Linked DNA regions of Homo sapiens: region 2 is linked to region 1. Evidence: chromatin loops called from intact Hi-C (ENCODE). Cell type or tissue: ascending aorta. All regions are shown on one strand. Links, peaks and the distances in the headings refer to the core of each region. The heading gives the core; the rest is flanking DNA.

Region 1 (10,037 bases), core at 1,011-9,010:
CCACCAGCCTCAGCCTCCAAAATTGCTGGGATTACAGGTGTGAACCACTGCGCTGTCTGAAACATTGTTATATGGCACATAACTGCATATGTACATTTTTTTAATCTTTATTTTTTGAGACAGTCTCACTCTGTCACCCAGGCTGGACTGCAGCAGCACCATCCTGGCTCACTTGCAATCTCTGCCTCCCAGGTTCAAGCGATTCTCCTGCCTCAGCCTCTGAGTAACTAGGATTATAGGTGTGCACCACCACATCCGGCTAATTTTTGTATTTTCAGTAGAGATGGAGTTTCACCGTGTTGGCCAGGCTGGTCTGGAATTTCTGAGTTCAAATGATCTGCCCAACTTGGCCTCCCAAAGTGCTGGGATTACAGGTGTGAGCCACTGCACAATCACAGCTAACTACAGCCTCAAACTCCTGGGCTCAAGCCATTCTCCTGCCTCAGGCCCACAAGTAGCTGGGACTACAGGCATTCACCACTACACCCGGCTATATATATTTTTTAATCTTTTGTAGAGATGGGGTTTTGCCATATTGCCCAGGCTGGTCTGAAACTCCTGGGCTCAAGTGATCCACCCGCCTCAGCCTCCCAAAGTTCTGGGATTACAAGTTCAATCCACTGTGCCCCAACTATATACGTTTTAAGTAGCTTTATTGAAGAATCATTTGCATGCCATACGATTCACCCATAATAAGTGTATTGTTCAACAAGTTTTAGTAAATTTACACACTAGTGCAACCACCACTACAAACTAGTTTTCAAACATGTCCATTTTGTCATTTGCCCATCTGCAGTCAACCCCAGCTCCAGGCAAACAATGGTCTGCTTTTTGTCTCCATAATTATGCCTTTCCTAGAAATCTCCACTCCCTTAAAGAAAAGCAAAAGCAACAAAACAAAACAAAACAGAAAGATGGCCAGGTGTGGTGGCTCACACCTGTAATCCCAGCACTTTGGGAGGCCAATGTGAGCAGATCACCTGACGTTAGGAGTTTGAGACCAGCCTGGACAACATGGTGAAACCCCACCTCTACAAAAATACAAAAATTAGCCAAGCGTGATGGTGGGCGCCTGTAATTCCAGCTACTCAGGAGGCTGAGGCAGAATAATTGCCTGAGCCCTGGAGGTGGAGGTTGCAGTGAGCGGAGATGGTGCTGCTGTGGTCCAGCCTGGGTGACAGAGCAAGACTGTCTCAAAAAAATAAAGATAAAAAAATAAGTAAAACATACATATACAGTTATGTGCCATATAACAATGTTTCAGGCCGGGCACGGTGGCTCATGCCTGTAATCCCAGCACTTTGGGAGGCCGAGGCAGGTGGATCACTTGAGGCCAGGAGTTCAAGACCAGCCTGGCCAACACGGTGAAACCCCGTGGAGACTTCATCAAAACAAAACAAAACAAAACAAAAAACAAAAAGAAGCCTTGTTCTCTTCCAGGCCTGAAAAGGGGAAGACTCAAAGTCAGGGAGGGTGTGTCTGAAAAGGGGCCTAGAGAGTCCGGGCCTGACCCCTCCTGGTTCAACGCAGAGCACTCTCAGATGCACTTAGGGTCAGGCTTGGGCAGGGAATGGCTGCAGCGGTCCCACCAGCCTCTACCTTTATTCTACAGACAATAATGTCAAAAGCAGCTGCAGCAGCAGCAACAGTCACCACTCAGGGCCTGGCCTGGCCTGGCCAGGCCATGTGCGGTCCACCTGAGAATGGAGAAGTCTGGACGCAGATGACAGGAGCCCCTCGCTTCCCAAAGATCAACGTGCAAGGCACTTCCTAAGTGCTGACAGTCTTGCTCCACCCAGCAGGGATGTGGAAGGCCAGACCTGGTGTCTGCTTAGGCCTCTAACCTCAGGGAGGCCTTCTGTTTCTCACCAAGCCAGCTCTAGTTCTAGCTGGAAAGGCTGTTGTTCCCAACTTTTGTTTCTGGGCCTCTAACTGCCCTGTCAAGCTTACCCTGGGTTATGAGTGTTCATAAAGGAAACTGCCACCTGCGTCAACTCAAAAGTGACTGAGAAATTACCTTCCAAACTAGACCCAGGATGAGGAGCTAGGAAAGAGCTCATTCACAAAAGCAGGGCAAGTTGGGAAGTGGGGACAGGAAGCAGGGCTGGCCTCTGCCTACAAGTCACCTGGGCATGTGACCATCAGAGAGGCTTCCTTTATCCTAATCAGGAACTGCCCTTGCCCTGTTTTCTGGGGACTGGAAATTTTCCAGCGTGTCCATCAGGAACAGCCTATCTCACCAAAAAAGCGGCAAAGCTGTGTCTGCAGGTGAGAGTGATTCGGATAATCATCATCATCGTCAGCAGGAAACATTTATTCAGAGCTTCCCATATGCTGCTCTAAGCACTCTCTGATAGGCTGTGTACCATTATCACCCCCATTTCACAGATGAGGTAACTGAGGCCCAGAGAGGTGAAGAAATGTCAGGAGTCACACACAGTGGCGGACAGAATTGGGAACTGAATCCTGGAAGTTGATTCCAAGGTCTCTCTTTATACCCTACATGGTACTGACTTCGGAGGTGGAGATGCCCTGTCTTTCACTGAGCCTTCACTGGCTGACACTGAATCCCAGAATGCTGGGGACAGATCAAAGCTGACATCAACGTTGCCTGTTGCTCTGTTCTTTCCAGCACCCCAAATGCCCCTATCAAGCCAGGGGTCTGTGGTGCTGAGTAATGAGAAATGAGTTTGGTAATGTAGGTGTTAAAAGTTGAGTTGTGTCCCCAGCAAAAAGATATGTTTAAGTCCTAATTCCCCAGTACCTGAGAATGTGACTTTATTTGGAAATAGAGACTTTGCAGATGTAATCAAGTTAAAATGAGGTCATACTAGATTAAGATGGCTCTAAATCCAATCACTGGTGTCCTTATAAGGAGAGAGTTGGAGCCTACAGATACACAAGGAAGATGGCCATGTGACCACAGAGGCGGAGACTGGAGTGATGCTGCTGCAGGCCAAGAATGCCGAGGACTGCCCGCAACCATCAGGAGCTGGGGGAGAGGCATGGACAGATTCCCTCCAGTGCCTCTCAGAGGAGCCAGCCTTTCCGACACCTTGATTTTGGACTTCTGTCCTCATGAACTGCAGAAGAATGGATTTCTGCTGTTCTAAGCCACTTAGTTGGCGGTAATTTCTTATGGCAGCCCTAGCAAACTAAAAGAGCCACTTTTTCAAATCATCTCTTAAACCAGCTTTGTCCTTTTGTTGGTTTCCTTGTTAATGAATTAAATCAATCTTTGACATGTGGTCACTCTATACTTGTATGAGACCCCTTCTGAAAATTATACTTTGCTGTAGCGCAGACCCAGAGCTACTATTTCAGTTTACTCTGCCAATTTGCTGGCAAGCAACGTCCTCCACCAGCCATGCATCTGTCCTAGGCACTGGGAAAATCCAGGCTGAGCCCCCAGCTCCCCCTGGATGGTGGTCCAACCAGAGCTTGGCAGGAGCAAAGAGCTTTCGCAGCTTGGGCTGTTTTTAGCAGCTGGAGGGGCAGAGGCAGCCTGGCAACAGAAAGCTGAGAGGTGGAGGGCAAGGGGAAGTGTGACCTTTTCAAACCTAGCCACATTCGAGGAGTGGAGCAGAGAAAATACTCGTAAATCCATATCTGACATGCTGGGTGCTGAGGCTCAGTGACATGAAGCAGGCGGCCAAACAGCCCACTGAGGACAGTGAGGTCATCTTGAGGCTGAGTCACTCAGATTGGCAGAGCAGTGTGTGCATGGAGGAAGTCAGTTTCCTTTGCACCAGACAGAGCGGGATTCGCAGGGTGGGCCTCAGAGCCCGGGCCTCAGCCCTTTTGCCCTTTGATTCCCCAGGCTTCTGGGAGGAGGCTTAGGTTCCAACCTGGCTCCTTTCTCAGGACAGCTTTAGAACTGAGGCATGTGGTGAGAAGAGGGGAGCGGGGGCTCAGCAGCTGAGTTTGAACCTCCTCTCCTTCACTTACTGAACTGCATGATCAGGAACACCAATCTGACCTTCAGTTTCCTTCCTTGCAAAATTACTCCTTTTCCATAAGTGGTAATTTTATTTGGGCTTATCATTCTCATGAGGCCTCCATGGGGTCAGGGATGAGAAAGCACAGGGTCTAGCAAGAAACTGGCACATAAACATTAAAAAAAAATTTCCTCATCTTCAAATGTGACTCCCTTGGCTTTTTTGAGGAAATCATTCTGAGCAGGAGAGTGGAATGCAAAAGCAATTTAAATAATTTTTTTCCAAAAGTGGAAAATATCTTTTTTTTTTTTCCTCTGTCTCACTCTGTTCACCACAATACAATCTCCACCTCCAGGTTCAAGCGATTCTCCTGCCTCAGCCTCCTGAGTAGCTGGGATTACAGGTGCCCACCACCACAACCAGCTAATTTTTGTATTTTTAGTAGAGACGAAGTTTCACCATGTTGGCCAGGCTGGTCTCGAATTCCTGACCTCAGGTGATCCACCCGCCTCAGCCTCCCAAAGTGCTGGGATTACAGGCGTGAGCCACTATGCTCAGCTGAAAATATCTTTTAATTTAAAAAGTTACTTCATTCTGTCAATTCGAAGACGCACATTTTTTTCACATTTCAACATCTCAAAAATGCAGATGTGTCTAATAGATGACACATTGTAGCAGTTTGCTTTCAGGGGAGTACAGAAAATAATTGTCTTTCAATCAATGGCATCTTAGACTCAGGAAATGTGGTCTAAAAGGGATATATGTTCATTGTGTAAAGTTTTTCTAATTATTATTATTATTTTATTTTTGAGACAAGGTCTCCCTCTGTTGCCCAGGCTGGAGTGTAGTGGCCTGATCACAGGTCACTGAAATCTCAACTTCCCCAGCTCAAGCAATCCTCTCGCCTCAGCCTCCTGAGTAGCTGGGGCCACAGGTGCACATCACCATGCCCAGTTAATTAAAAAAAATTTTTTTTTTGTAGAGACGAGGCCTGTGTTGTCCAGGCAGATCTTAAACTCCTGAGCTCAACTGATCCTCCTGCCTCAGCCTCCCAAAGTGGGGATTACAGGCGTGAGCCACGGCACCCAGCACCGTATAAAGTTTAGACACACAGAAGTATACATAATAAAGACTCCCTGAGTTCAGCTCTCCAGAGAATACCACCACCCTAGAGAAAGTCCACTTTGTGTGCAAGAGCATGCTTCTGTTTTTGTTCTAATTGCCCAGAAACTCTCCTCAGACCAGTCACCCACACCTTCTCCTATTTCTGAGAGCCAAATTAATGCTCAACTAAGGATAGCAACACATTATAAATTAGGATTTCATGATTAGTCACTTTCCCCACCCCCAGCCCACGTGGCTGGCACCTTTCCTCACTGCCCAGGCCTGTCTGGAGTGGCAGTGCAGTGCCCTGTGCTGACCAGAAGGTGTGGGGCTGAGGAAGTCAATGATTCAAGCCTTTACAAAAGTGTACGTGCAGTGCAGTTTGTAGTTTTATTATTTGCAGGTGACAAAAATCAGGGTGGTGTGGGGCCTGAAGGGTTTGGAAAGCTGGAAAGTACTGGGAAATTAGAAAGGTATGTCTTGCTCAAGAACTGGTTTTGTTTCTTGTTTTTGAGATGGGCTCACTCTGTCACCCAGGCTGGGGTGCAGTGGTTCGATCACTGCTCACTGCAGCCTGAGATTCCCGGGCTTAAGTGATCCTCTTGCCTCTCAGCCTCCAGAGAAGCTGGGACTATAGGCGTGCACCACCATGCCTGGCTAAGTTTTTTATTTTTTGTAGAGGTTTCACTATCTTGCCCAGGCTGGTCTCCAACTCCTGGCCTCCCACCTTGGCCTCACAAAGTGCTGGGATTACAGGCGTAAGCTACCACACCCAGCCTCAAGGACAGTTTTTTTTTTTTTTTTTTAAACCATCATACAATTTAGTAGAACCACCAGCAGCACCATGCTCAGCTCTATGCCAACTTAACCAAACCAGGAAGAAGGCGTTCACTTGGCCCACAGGAGGTCAAGGGCTGTGTGAGCTTGTGCCGACTCTGCTGAACAGGTACTAGCTATCAGGAGCAAAGCGTTGTGAAGGATTCTGAGATCCACGTCTTTCCAAGAAGACAGGGTCAATGACTTGTCCAAGTTCATTTGACTACCAATCGGTGGAACCAATCTGGAATGCAGTAGTCTATTGTCAAGCAAATCCAGGGCTCTTTCCACCATGCCATGTGGTGGCCTTCCGAGGGCCACCCTCTCCTCACCCCCATCAGCAACATTAAAAACTCTTCTTTGCCCTGAGTCTACCTCTGTGGCTTCATGTGGATCGCAACTTCAGCAGGAGACTGAGATGAGGGGGAAGGGGAAGGAGGCGTGGAAACCCCAGCCTGAGGGACCTCTGGCTATGAATGAGGCTTCTGTCTGCCTGCGCTGTGCGTCTGGAATTTTGTATGAAAGCAATGAACTGGAAGGAGGTGAAAGCACGTTCGCAAAAGCAAGGCCACCACAGGCCCTCTCCCTTGCTTATAAAAGACTTGCTTTGTTTCAGGCAAAGCAAAGGAGAAGCTAGGGATATGCTGAGGTTTGGTGGCGCTCAGGTGTTTGAGGTTAACGTGCCAATGACTAGGAGGAGGTGGCCATCAGAAAAATCAGGAGCCCAACCCGAACCTGAGGTTTCGGACTCCTAATCATCTTCACAGCCATGCTCATATTTGTGTAATGCTTTATAGTGTGCGGAATGCTTTCTCAGACATTTTCTCAACAGAGGGAGAGCTTAGGGAGGGATGAAGAGCGCCGATTCATGCAGCCTTCTATCTGGCTGTCTGGGTGACTGTGGTGTGCCAGGCACTGTGGATGCTGTGCTTTGTTCATCACTGTCCCCATCCTTAGGAGTCTGACGGATGGGTAGAAGTCCTGGCCTCCCTGCCTGCCAGCTTCAGGACCTTGCACAAGTTAATCAATCGTTGTAGCAGCTGCAAAAGGGAGAATGACAGTGGCTGCCTAGCAGGGTGGCTGTGAGGATTAAAGGAGCTCTGGGGGTGAGGGGCCTGGCTTATGACAAGGCCTTAATCGATGGTGGCTATTAGCCGTCATGGCCAGTGAGATGCGAACAGTAAGGCTGGGCACAATACGGTCTAGCCTGGAAGCATCTGGGTATGCCTGGATGTCATTCCCACCTAGAAAAACGGTATGGTGGTGGGCAGCAAGGGGTTACGGGGAGTTGCTGCATCGTGTCAGGCAGGCTGTGGACTCCTGGTGGGAGGGGCCCACAGGGCTGGGGAATGCTGGTTAATAGAGTCCAAGGAACTGTGCGGCTTTCCACTTTAACCACAATATACAAGTACTGAGATCGAATGAGGGTCAAATTGTATCATTCCTCTCCTCCATCCCTCCCCTAGGTCCCCATCTCACTCAGAGGAATAGCTACAATCCTCAGAATGACCTACAAGGTCCTACACAATTGGGTCCCCACTACCTCCCTGACCTCTGCTCCTCCGGTTCTCTTTCTTCCTCTCTTTGCTGGCCACAAGGGCCTCCTTGACCATCCTCAAATATGCCAAGCACGCTGTGGTCTCGGGGCCCTTGCACATGCTGTTCCCACTGCCAGATATGTTCTTCCCCCAGATATTTATTTTATAGTTCCCTCATTTCCTTCAGACTTCTCAAACGCCATCTTTTCAAAGAGGTCTTCTTTGACTACTTTATATAAAATAGCAACCCGCTGATGGTGGTCCCTATCCACCACACATGCTGAATCTCCCCCCACCAGAGCACTTATTAACCTATGACATATTTAATTAATTAATTTATTTTGAGATGGAGTCTTGCTCTGTCACCCAGGCTGGAGTACTGTGGTGCAGTCTTGGCTCACTGCAACCTCTGCCTCCCAGGTTCAAGTGATTTTCCTGACTCAGCCTCCCGAGTAGCTGGGACTACAGGCATGCACCACGCCTGGCTAATTTTTGTATTTTTAGCAGAGATGGGGTTTTGCCATGTTGTCCAGGCTGGTCTTGAACTCTTGACCTCAAGTGATCCACCCACCTCGGCCTTCCAAAGTGCTGGGATTACACGTGTGAGCCACTGTGCCCGGCCCTGTGACATATTTTATAACATATACAAGCATGTTATCTGTCTCTTTCTCCACTAGAAATGTAAGTTCCATAAGGGCAAGGATTTTGTTTGTTTAAGTGTTAGGACTTAGCACTATGTTTGGCATGCAACGGGTGCTCAAAAAATATTATTGAATGAATCAATTACTGTTGAGAGAAAACAGCAGGCTGCTATACAGTGGTATGGCGGGAGTCCTTTTTCATCACCTAGAACTAATATTTGTTTGAGATTGCTTCATGTAAGCATTGACTAAACCCTTTACATGCATTAGCTTATTTAAGCAGGTACTATTATTATTATTATTTTTAGATGGAGTCTCGCTCTGTTGCTTAGGTTGGAGTGCGATGGCATAATCTCAGCTCACTGCAACCTCCACCTCCCGGGTTCAAGCGATTTTCCTGTCTCAGCCTCCTGAGTAGCTGGATTACAGGCTCCTGCCACCACGCCCGGCTAATTTTTGTATTTTTATTAGAGACGGCGTTTCACCATGTTGGTCAGCCTGGTCTTGAACTCTTGACCTCGTGATCCACCCACCTCAGCCTGCCAAAGTGCTGATATTACAGGCATGAGCCAACGCACCCAGCCCAGGTACTATTATTATCTCATATTTATTTATTTATTTATTTATTTATTTTAGAGGGAGTCTTACTCTGTTGCCCAGGCTGGAGTGCAATGGCGCAATCTCGGATCACTGCAACCTCTGCCTCCTGGGTTCAAGTGATTCTCCTGCCTCAGCCTCCAGGGTGGCTGGGAATATAGGCACCCACCACCACGCCTGGCTAATTTTTGCATTTTTAGTAGAGATGGGGTTTCACCATGTTAGCCAGGATGGTCTCGATCTCCTGACTTCATGATACGCCCGCCTCGGCCTCCCAAAGTCCTGGGATTACAGGCATGAGCCACCACACTCAGCCTATTTTTTATTTTTTAACACAGAGTCTCACTCTGTTGCCTAGGCTGGAGTGGAGTGGTGCAATCTTGGCTCACTGTAACCTCTGCTTCCTGGGTTCAAGCGATTCTCCTGCCTCAGCCTTCTGAGTAGCTGGGATGACAGGTGCCTGCCACCACGCCTGGCTTTTTTTTTCTTTTTACTTTTTAAATTTTTTTGAGCCAGAGTCTTGCTCTGTCACCCAGGCTGGAGTGCAGTGGCGCGATCTCGATACACTGCAAGCTCCGCCTCCTGGGTTCAAGTGATTCTCCTGCCTCAGCCTCTCGAGTAGCTGGGATTATAGGCATGCACCATGTCCGGCTAATTTTTGTATTTTTAGTAAAGACGAGATTTCACCATGTTGGCCAGGCTGGTCTTGAACTCCTGACTTCAGGTGATCCACCTACCTTAGCCTCCCAAAGTGCTGGGATTACAGGCGTGAGCCACCGCACTCAGCTGCCTGGCAAATTTTTGTATTTTTTGGTAGAGATAGAATTTCACCATGTTGGCCAGGCTGGTCTCAAACTCCTGACCCCAAGTGATCCGCCTGCCTCGGCCTCCCAGAGTGCTGGGATTACAGGTGTGAGCCACTGTGCCCAGCCTTATCTTGTTTTATTGAAGAGGAAACTGGATCTCAAAGGAGTTAGTTATCTTACTTCAGTTAGTAATGGCACAGCCAGAACTGTGTCTAGTCCTGATGACCCGAGTATGGGCTCTTAGCCATCACACAATGTTCATTCCTGATGGAATCTGAAAGGGTGGATACCAGAACTATAGTAAGTTTACAGGTGATCTGTATCCCTTCTTCATATTTTTCTATACTTATGTTTTTTCCCCAAGAAGCATGTATTAATTTTATATTAGGAAAAAAAAGTTGTTCCACTTGTCCATCTATCCACTAGGCATAACCAAAAGAGTGGGGACTCAATTGAGGAAGGTTGCTCACAGCTGTTTTGGGAGCCCCTGAATCCCAGAATCTCTCGGAACTTGGTTAAGAGCAGGAAGGTTGGGGGGACCCCAGGCTCAGATGATGATGGCAGGAAGATGATGTCCAGGTAGGATGTTAGGATTGC
Region 2 (10,037 bases), core at 1,339-9,338, 59 kb after region 1:
TGCTTTGCTGAGGGCTGGGGCTTTTGTTCAAGGCTGTCCACTTGCCAACTGGAAACAAAAACGAAGCAAGCTTTGCTAAAGTATTCAAAGAACTGCAACAAATATAGTACAATTCCCAGGACAATGCAGACACTGTATAAAGATGATTAAAGGAGAAGGCTCTGTTACATAAAAACACTAGTAAGAAGGCTGCTTTAGTAAGATTTGTACTCAAATAATAAAACTCTTAAAAAAAAACCACGATCAGTTCTTATAAAAAAGTGCCACTTAAAATAAGAAAATTAACAGCCTTTTATTTCTAAAGATAACTGTCCCTGAATCACAGTAAGAAAAAACTTTTTTTTTTTTTTTGAGACAGCGTCTTGCTCTGTTGTCCAGGCTGGAGTGCAGTGGGACAAACACAGCTCACTACAACCTTGACCTCCTGGGCTCAAGGGATCCTCCTGCCTCAGCCCCCTGAGCAGCTGGAACTTCAGGACCATGCCACTATACCCAGATATCTTTTTTAAATTTTTAGTAGAGATGAGGTCTTGCTATGTTGCCTAGGCTGGTCTCAAACTCCTGGGCTAAACTGATCCTCCCGTCTCAGCCTCCCAAAGCACTAGAATTACAGGCATGAGCCACTGCACCTGGCCAAGAAAAAACTTTTTAAAAAGTTTAGGGCCAGGCGCAGTGGCTCACGCCTGTAATCCCAGCACTTTCGGAGGCTGAGGTGGATGGATCATGAGGTCAGGAGTTCAAGACCAGCATGGCCAAGATGGTGAAACCCCATCTCTACAAAAAATACAAAAAATTAGCTGGGCATGGTGCTGGGCACCTGTAATCCCAGCTACTCGGGAGGCTGAGGCAGAGAATTGCTTGAACTCGGGAGGTGGAGGTTGCAGTGAGCCGAGATTGTGCCACTGCACTCCAGCCTGGGTGACAGAGCAAGACTCTGTCTCAAAATAAAGAAAGAAAGAAAGAAAAAAAAAGTTTTGAAATTGTTTACAAGAGGTCTTCTGCCTGGTCCAATGAAGCCATCTTAGGCCTAATTTTCAAAGAACTGTCCTCAGAAATCCTAACTATAGGCCCAATAGTTTATTAAAGATGACTGGCAATTAATTAGGCCCCAGATCCTCATCTGTAATGGCACATCTGTACATACTATGGAATTCCTTTCTTTTTTTTTTTTAGAGGGGGTGTCACTATGTTGCCTAGGCTAGTCTTGAACTCCTGGGCTCAAGTAATCCTCCCACCTCAGCCTCCCAAGTGCTAGAATTACAGGTGTGAGCCACCACACCTGGCCTATGGCATTCTTTAGGGTAGCATTTGCAGAAAATGTCATTTCTCTGAATGAAATCCTATATGGAAATCCTATCTCCCCATTCTCCACAAGGCCTCAGTCAAGCTTTACATAGCAGAATTTAGCCGTAATCTGGTCCCTACATTATTTCCCACAGGAGCTCTGCTCTGGTCATGCTAGCTTCATTATAGGGCTAATACATGCCTGCATTATGTCCTGCAATTATTTGTTTGATTCAATATTTCCCTAACCTCAAAAGAGCCATTTTCTCTACTTGGCCTATTCATTCTGTAATATACAGTTTAAGTCCCATCAACTCTAAGGAAGTCTTCATTTCTCCACCATGGTGCTCCTTTTAATTGTATCTTTGTGTCTTTTGTTTCCTCAATTAATCATACTTTATTTTGTATTATTCTGTGTATATGTATATATCTTCTTTCCTTAGTGAGATTATAAATTTATAAAGCATATATTTTTATAATGTTACAGACCTGATTTCACTGTTTGTACATGCATGCCCACTTCTAGTACTTTTCCTAAAGGAAGTAACACAGCACATATGCGATACATAATGCTCACTGAAGTATTGTTCATTATGGGAAAATGAAATACATATATTATGGAATGAAAACTATTCAAGATATATTTACTACTAAGTAAAAAGCCTAATAAAGAGCAGTATGTATAATATGACCCCATGTAGATTAAAAATAGTTATACATTTATCTATGAATTTTTAATTGCATATATTTATTCAAGGTCTGGAAGGATCTACAACAGAGACATCATTAGTTATTTTTGGGGATAGGGACATGGTGGACATTTACTTTTTAACTTCACATAGTCATACACTGAAAAATTTGTAGATATATATATATATTGTTTTAAAATCAAGGAAATTAAAATATATTTTCTATTTTGAAAGAAATTAGAAACACATCTAAAACCATTACTGTCAAAATATTTAATACAACATTAAAATATAACTTGTTATGGCTATTCCATATAAGAATACCCCCAGAATTTGTGGCTTAACTTGTGAAATGGGTGATGAATTTCAAGAAGTCTTTGCTTCTTTTCTCACTGCCATTTGTAGTCAAAGGTCAACTGCTTAGTGACGGGGAACTTAGATTAGAAGTGAAGTCACTGGCCATGGAGGCCCATGGGAATCTAATCTGTGACCGCTGCTGCATTCATAGTATGCTAAAATCAGACATTTCTGAATGTTCTAGTTTCGATCACAAAGTTACATTCTCAAATAAAAGAGGCTAATACATCTAATCTCCATATATGGTTACAAAAGGAACCACTCTGGAAGAACAAAAAGGAAAACAGGAAAACAGCTCTCCCTGATTTTAATATTTTTGGCAATTTTAGGATTAAAATATTAGGTAAATAGGAAGTATATTTGCAAAAGTATTCTTCTAGCCTAGAAGGAACTCTTACTCTATATTTAGAGTATTAGCTGGGAAGGTAAAGTTGCCTTAAAGGTAGGGCCAAATTTTCCATCAAGATCTCATTGGAATATAACTCCCTGATGGCAGAGATTGCCTGTTTTTTTTTTTTTCTTTTCTTTCTTTTTTATTTTTCAGACAGGGTCTTGCTCTGTTGCCCAGGCTGGAGCACAGTGGCACAACTGCAGCCTTGGCTTCCTGGGCTCAAGCCATCCTCCCACCTAAGCGTGCTGATTAGCTGGGACCACAGGTGTGCACCACCACATCTGGCTAATTTTTTATTTTATTTTTTTGAAGAGATAGGGTCTCCCTATGTTGCCCAGGCTGGAATGTCTGTTTCATTAACTGCTATATTCCCAGTGCACAGAACAGTGCCTAGTACCTAGTAGGTATTTTTTTTTAAAGGATGATTGAAAGCATATATCTACTCTGAATAAGAAAGCAACTTTGGTAATCCCAGCACTTTGGGAGGCCGAGGCGGGCGGATCAAGAGGTCAGGAGATCGAGACCATCCTGGGTAACACAGTGAAACTCCATCTCTACTAAAACTACAAAAAATTAGCCAGGCGTGGTAGTGGGTACCTGTACTCCCAGCTACTTGGGAGGCTAAGGCAGGAGAATGGCACAAACCCTGGAGGCAGAGCTTGCAGTGAGCCGAGATTGAGCCACTGCACTCCAGCCTGCGCAACAGAGCGAGACTCCATCTCCAAAAAAAAAAAAAAAAAAAGAAAGCAAGTTTGTGTGTGTATGTGTGTGTGTGTGTGTGTGTGTGTGTTTTAAGAGACAGTGTCTTGTTACGTTGCCCAGGCTGGTCTCGAACTCCTGGGCTCAAGCGATCCTCTTATCTTGGCCTCCCAAAATACTGGCATTACAGGTGTGAGTCACCAAGGTTGGCCAGAAAGCAAGTTTTTAGCAAGTCAAGTCATGGATCCTCAATGTTGTGTCCTGATACTATAGTTACATAGAGGCAAATCAAATCTATTCAAGAATGAAACACAAGACCATGAGTGGTGGCTCACATTTTGTCAATCTCACTTCACAAGTGAGGGAACTGAGGTTTAAAGAACTGAAGTTGCCTGAGGGTGTACAGCTAGTTAGTGGTAGAATTATCTACACATATTCTTTCTACCTCTACCTCCAAAGCTATATATAGACATGTAATGACTGCAAGTTGAGTTAGAGATTAAACAGAAAGCACATTTTGCATTAGGTGATACATCTTCTAGAGGTAAGAGAAGAGGTAAGACTGGTAACAGTCGGTAATTGTTCATTTATGGCAACTGCTATTTTCAGTCCAAACAAGAAAATTCCACCAAAAACATTGCCAATTAAAGACAATTTAGCCAAATCCAAAAGAAAACACTTTATAGCTCGATTTAAAATGTAACTTATTTCAGCCATCTGGTTTGTTACAAGGATTAGCATATCTTTGCCTATTAACTGTGAAAGGTGCTAGTAAAATGTTCACTACTGATAGAAAAATCCCTGAGTATTTAAAACTTATATTTGTATTATTCTTAAAGAATATATTCTATTCATTTACATGGACTTATTTGCCATAATTTATTTAATAAATACCCTTATTAATGGACCCTAATGCTTTCCTCTTGTTGCTTTTAAACAACACTGAAATAAATATTCTTGCTCATTAGTCCAATTTGTTCTTTAAGATTAAAAACCCAGGCCGGACATGGTGGCTCACACCTGTAATCCCAGCACTTTGGGAGGCCGAGGCGGGTGGATCATCTGAGGTCAGGAGTTTGAGACCAGCCTGGTCAACATGGTGAAACCTCATTCTCTACTAAAAATACAAAATTAGCCAGGCATGGTGGCATGCGCCTATAATTCCAGTTACTCAGGAGGCTGAGGCAGGAGAATCACTTGAACCCAGAAGGTGGAGGTTGCAGTGAGCTGAGATTGTGCCACTGCACTCCAGCCTGGGCAACATGAGCGAAACTCCGTCTCAAGGAAAAAAAAAAAAGGGTTAAAAACCCAAAAGTGGAATTGTTGGATCAAAAGGCATGTTCTTTAAAACTTCCAATAAACAGTTTATAGCCAGGTTTAAAAGGAAATCATACAAAGATAAATATTTAAAGTGATGATATTCTAATTACCCTGATTTGATCTTTATACATTAAATGTATCAAACTATAAAACATATCCTGAAAATATGCACATTATGTATCAATAAGATAAAAACAATAAATTAAAAAGGGAAATCAGTAATGCACAAAACTTTTCCAATAATGATAAAACATAATTTCAAGAAAATATTTTCTAATTTAGAATGCATTAAATATAAGTGATAAGATAGCAAGATATTTTAATTAAAGAAGCATTTTTTTTTTTTTTCCTAAGGCTCTACTTCAAAGTGCTGGCTATTCAACCAACTAATCTGAATAGGTATTTGGATGGTGAGGTAAAAGCTATTTTAAGGTCTGTTCTCATCTCACTTTAATAAGGTGAAAAAAATTGCCATATGTACTAAAAATAGTTCACTGTTCTGAAACTCAATGCCTGTTTGCCAAAACAATATTAATGATGCATATTCTATGCATTTTTTCCCCAAATATGGCATCTGCCGTGCACAAAATTCAGAATGGAAACCACGAGATATTTGAAATAACACCATCCTCTTACATGGTTAAAAAAGTCAAATGAATCCAGTTACTTTAATAAAATAGAATGTACTAAAATTAAGTATCTCAAACTTTTGTAACTCAATGTTTTAATTGGCCAAAAGGACTGTGAATCTAGTTTTAAATTTTATACTGGTATAGTCTAATGAAAGTTCTACTATGATAAACACATGCCACCAAATTTATTTGCCTAATTTCCCTATGTATAAAAGTGACTTGACAATATGGTGCTTTAAAACTCACTTTTCTTCTCTGACAACTGTAACAGAATTAACACAATAAACTACTTTGGGCAATTACTGGACTACTCATAAAATATAAGAAGATTCTACATTCACAAAAGTCATTAATTTTGTTTAAATCAAACTGAGATGCCAAAAATTAAGGAAATATTAAACATCATAAGAGATTTTAAAGGTACTGTAACCCCCAAAATAGAAGTGCAAGCATGTTTCACTTAAGTTGTATCACAAACGACTTACATTGTGTTTGATTAAAATTTGAGATCAAAGCTGAAATTAATGCTGGGAATGACAGAGATTGCAACAAATCTTTAATACCTAAAGAAACCTATATCAAGTACTAACATTCAAAAAACCATAAATATACATCCACTTAAAAAGACACATTCCAGTTACGATACCCTTCTTAAAACAGAAGTCTGATTATTTTATATATTATCTGATACTGTTACTGGCTTGCTATTTTGTGAGCTATAAGAAGTAAACTGATGGTTAAAATACTATAACCTTGAAAATATACACTAACCTTCATTATCCAAAAGAACTGTCAAAAAACATAGAAAAACAGAAAACAAACCTTTTGAAAGCTTTGTTTCTTCTACCGCTTTGGTTAGATGCCCTTCGACGATCAGCTTCTCTGCCAAGGAAAATAAACGTTACCATCCAAGCCCAAACTGAGCAGCATTTCCCTGAGCTGGGCAGTGTAACACATTCCATGACCAAATTTAAAGATGATAACATTACTCCTATGACCAAGCTTGAATAAAAACTTGAATCTGGAAGGGGAACTAAGAGAACTGGAACTATGACGGAGCAATCACGTTAATGCAGAAAACTAGGGGCAGGCAGACAATTTGCCTTTTATTTTCACCTTATTTTAAAAGCCTAGATATTTTTATAAAAAGGGCTCAGAAGAAATAAAGCAATCCTCTTTAGATCAAGGCTATTAAGTTAAAATAAAAGATTTATGAAAAGGTATTTATTCAAATGAAGAAGTAATAAAAATTAAGTTATATCGATAGTTTACTGTTCTCTGCTGACATAATTCAGCAGAGATGCCTATATAATGTATTTCAGTAAATGAATCATTTTAGAAAAGCTATTCAAAGAAATAAAAAAATTTTGTTTTGTTTTATGGGGGATTTTCTGTAAATGTATAATGCTACTTTTTTATAATTTAAAGTCATATTTTCATATTCCACGTTTCATTGAAGAGGATATATCTATTCTGTGTCCCCTTATTTACTCCTGTATGTCAGTTGGTCTCCTTCAATTTATTCATTTGTAATATATGTGAAGAAAATTTTCTATTCTCTTGCTTTACAACCAACTGCAACTTGGTCTACATCCACCACTCAACCATTGAAACTGCTCCAATATCATTATAGCCTCTAGTCTCCCAATGCCCATGGCTCCTTTTCTTAATTTTCATTTCTCATAGGCTCTTTGCAGTATGTGGCACTTTGTCTCTGACTTTTTAAAATCAGAAAGAGGGGCCGTGCGCAGTGGCTCACGCCTGTAATCCCAGCACTTTGGGAGGCCAAGGCGGGTGGATCACGAGGTCAGGAGACAGAGACCATCCTGGCTAACATGATGAAACCCTGTCTCTACTGGAAACACAAAAAATTAGCTGGGCATGGTGGCGGGTGCCTGTAGTCCCAGCTACTCGGGAGGCTGAGGCAGGAGAATGGTGTGAACCCAGGAGGCGGAGCTTGCAGTGAGCAGAGATGGCGCCACTGTATGACAGAGCGAGATTCCATCTCAAAAAAAAACAGAAAAAAAGAAAAAAAAACAGAAAGTAACAGATTTTGATTAAGATGTATAATGTAAGCTGTCCTACCTGTCCTCTGTCCTACTTCACTCCATTCCTAAAATTCACTTCCTACAACTTTTAGCCATTTCTTCTGATACTTACATTTATATTTCTAAATAATACATTGATTTTATTTTTCCATTTTAGATATTTATTGAGAATCTATTTTACACGGTTAAATTTTGCCATTTTCTACTACCATCCTCAAGAGTTGCATTTTGTCAATCTATAATCACTATTTTTTTTTTTTTGAGACAGTCTCACTCTGTCACCAGGCTGGAGTGCAGTGACACAATCTCAGCTCACTGCAACCTCTGCCTCCCGGGTTCAAATGATTCTCCTGCCTCGGCCTCCCAAGTAGCTGGGACTATGAGTGCGCACCACCACACCCAGCTAATTTTTGTATTTTTAGTAGAGACGGGGTTTCACCATGTTGGCCAGGATGATCTTGATCTCTTGACCTCCACCCGCCTCAGCCTCCCAAAGTGCTAGGATTACAGGCATGAGCCACTGCGCCTGGCCTATAATCAGTATTTATATTGAAAAATTATTTTATATAATGAGTCATATAGTATGCTATAATTATATTTCCTTTCTTGTATGGCCTTCGGTATACTCAGAATTTATAATGCTTCATTTTTTTGTTTTATTAATTTTTATATATCTCAAACATAGCCCAAGTTCTCACAGAACCATACAACTTTCAATATTGTCAAACACACCAAGTAATTTATCACATCATATATCCCCACCTTCCTCTTTCTGTTTTCTTATAACATATCCTCTTATAATTTCCTGAAAAGGGGTGGACAGAAGGTAAATACTTTGTGATTTTGCTTCTCTGAAAATGTTAGCATTCTACCTTCACATGTGATTGATGCTTTGACTAGATACACAAATCTACAGGAAATACTTTTGCATCAGAATTTTGAAAGCATTATTCCACTGTCTTCTAGCTTCCAACCAGAAGGTGAGTCTAATACAGCTTGAATCCTGTTCCTCAGTACACATAGTAGGGATTTCTTGCACTCAGTAATATCTGGTTTGCCTGTTCTGTTTGGGCATCAGGGAGGACTGCACATCCCAACTCCCTAGCACTGAGGAAGATTCATAGGACTGATGCTAGCCAGGGCCAAAGCATTTAAGAGAAAGTTTAAGTTTTTTACACCTTATCCCACCACAGGAACTCTAGAAGCTGTGTGTTGAGACAGCAACATCATAAGATAGTAAAGACTCCATCTGTCTAGATCTCTGAGTGACAATATGGAGCAGAGTGGTCTTCCTCACCATGGACATGTAGTGTGAATGAGAAATAAATGTTTGTTTAGTTGAGCCATTAAGATTTCATGGCTTGGCTGGGCATGGTGGCTCATGCCTGTAATGCCAGCACTTTGGGAGGCCGAGGTTGGCGGATCACCTGAGGTCAGGAGTTCGAGACCAGCCTGACCAACATGGAGAAACCCCAAAATTAGCTGGATGTGGTGGCGCATGTCTGTAATCCCAGCTACTCAGGAGGCTGAGGCAGGAGAACCGTTTGAACCCAGGAAGCGGAGATTGAGGTGAGCTGAGATGACACCATTGCACTTCAGCCTGGGCAACAAGAGTGAAACTCAAAAAAAAAAAAAAAAATCTCATGGCTTATTTATTACTATATTATAAATTTAGCTTATTATGACTATATGATATCCTTTGTTTCTCTCTAGAAGGTTTCGGAATCTTCTCTTTATTCCTGGTGCTCTTAAATTTCATATTCCTCAGTGTGTAGTCTCTTTTTTCTCTTTTTTTTCCTTAAATGAGGTGAAATTCACATAACATAAAACAACTATATGAACAATGCTGTAGAATTTAGTATATTCACTATGTTGTGCCTAGTTCCAAAACATTTTCATTACCCAACAAAAACCCTATACCCATTAAGCATTTATTCCCCACCTCCACCTCACCGGTCCCTGGCAGTCCCACATCTGCTTGCTATCTCTATGGATTTACCCGTTCTAGATATTTCATATAAATAAAACAATATAACACATGACATTCTGTGTCTGGCTTAGTGTGTGGTCATTTAAAATATATTGTGCTAAGTACTCGGTGCATTTTTTTTTTCAGTTTATAAGCTCGTATCTGTCACTTCTGGGGAATTATCTTGTATTCTACTTAATTGGTAAATTATTCCATTCTCTCTCTCCCCCTTATTCTCCCCCTCTGGAATTCATTATTAATATATTAGATCTCTAGGATTAAACCTCAAATTTTCTTTAATTTTCCCTCTTGAAAAAAAAAAAAACCTCTTGCCTTTTTCTTATATTTTCTGGGACATTTCCTCTACCTTCTCCTCAATCTTCCTACAGTTTTTAAAAATCTGGTATCATATTTTTAGCTTTCAAAAATTCTATTTGCATTTTGCTCCTTTAAAAAATACCATCTTTATCTTGCTTCATCCATAAAACTTCAAAAATTATACTTTTAAGCTGGGTGCAGTGGCTCATGCCTGTAATCCCAGCACATTGGGAGGCCAAAGTGGGTAGATAACCTGAGGTCAGGAGTTCGAGACCAGCCTGGCCAACATGGTGAAAACCCGGTTCTACTAAAAATACAAAAATTAGCCAG

Evidence for each region. Peaks named below come from ENCODE experiments on the same cell type or tissue, not always from the same donor. Only the 100,000 strongest peaks of a DNase experiment are listed, where the experiment ranks them.
Region 2: a loop joins it to region 1, with 1.8 times the contacts of the local background. A loop is called at or near these places in 6 of 110 quality-filtered maps.

What each region holds. Positions count from the first base shown.
Region 1 is chr3:57,945,271-57,955,307 of GRCh38, reverse strand. No RefSeq gene overlaps it. Among named protein-coding and RNA genes, the nearest start is that of FLNB, 58 kb to the left of the region's middle. In ascending aorta, for the core only: a CTCF peak has its summit at 5,358; DNase peaks (open chromatin) are centred at 2,947, 3,687 and 5,327; H3K4me3 peaks cover 523 bases; H3K27ac peaks cover 5,259 bases.
Region 2 is chr3:57,886,258-57,896,294 of GRCh38, reverse strand. SLMAP (sarcolemma associated protein) reads right to left here. Exons shown (of 25, transcript NM_001377540.1): 15 at 6,195-6,254. Among named protein-coding and RNA genes, the nearest start is that of FLNB, 120 kb to the left of the region's middle. In ascending aorta, for the core only: no CTCF peak of the experiment used is centred there; DNase peaks (open chromatin) are centred at 2,439, 3,624 and 6,284; H3K4me3 peaks cover 4,537 bases; H3K27ac peaks cover 6,508 bases.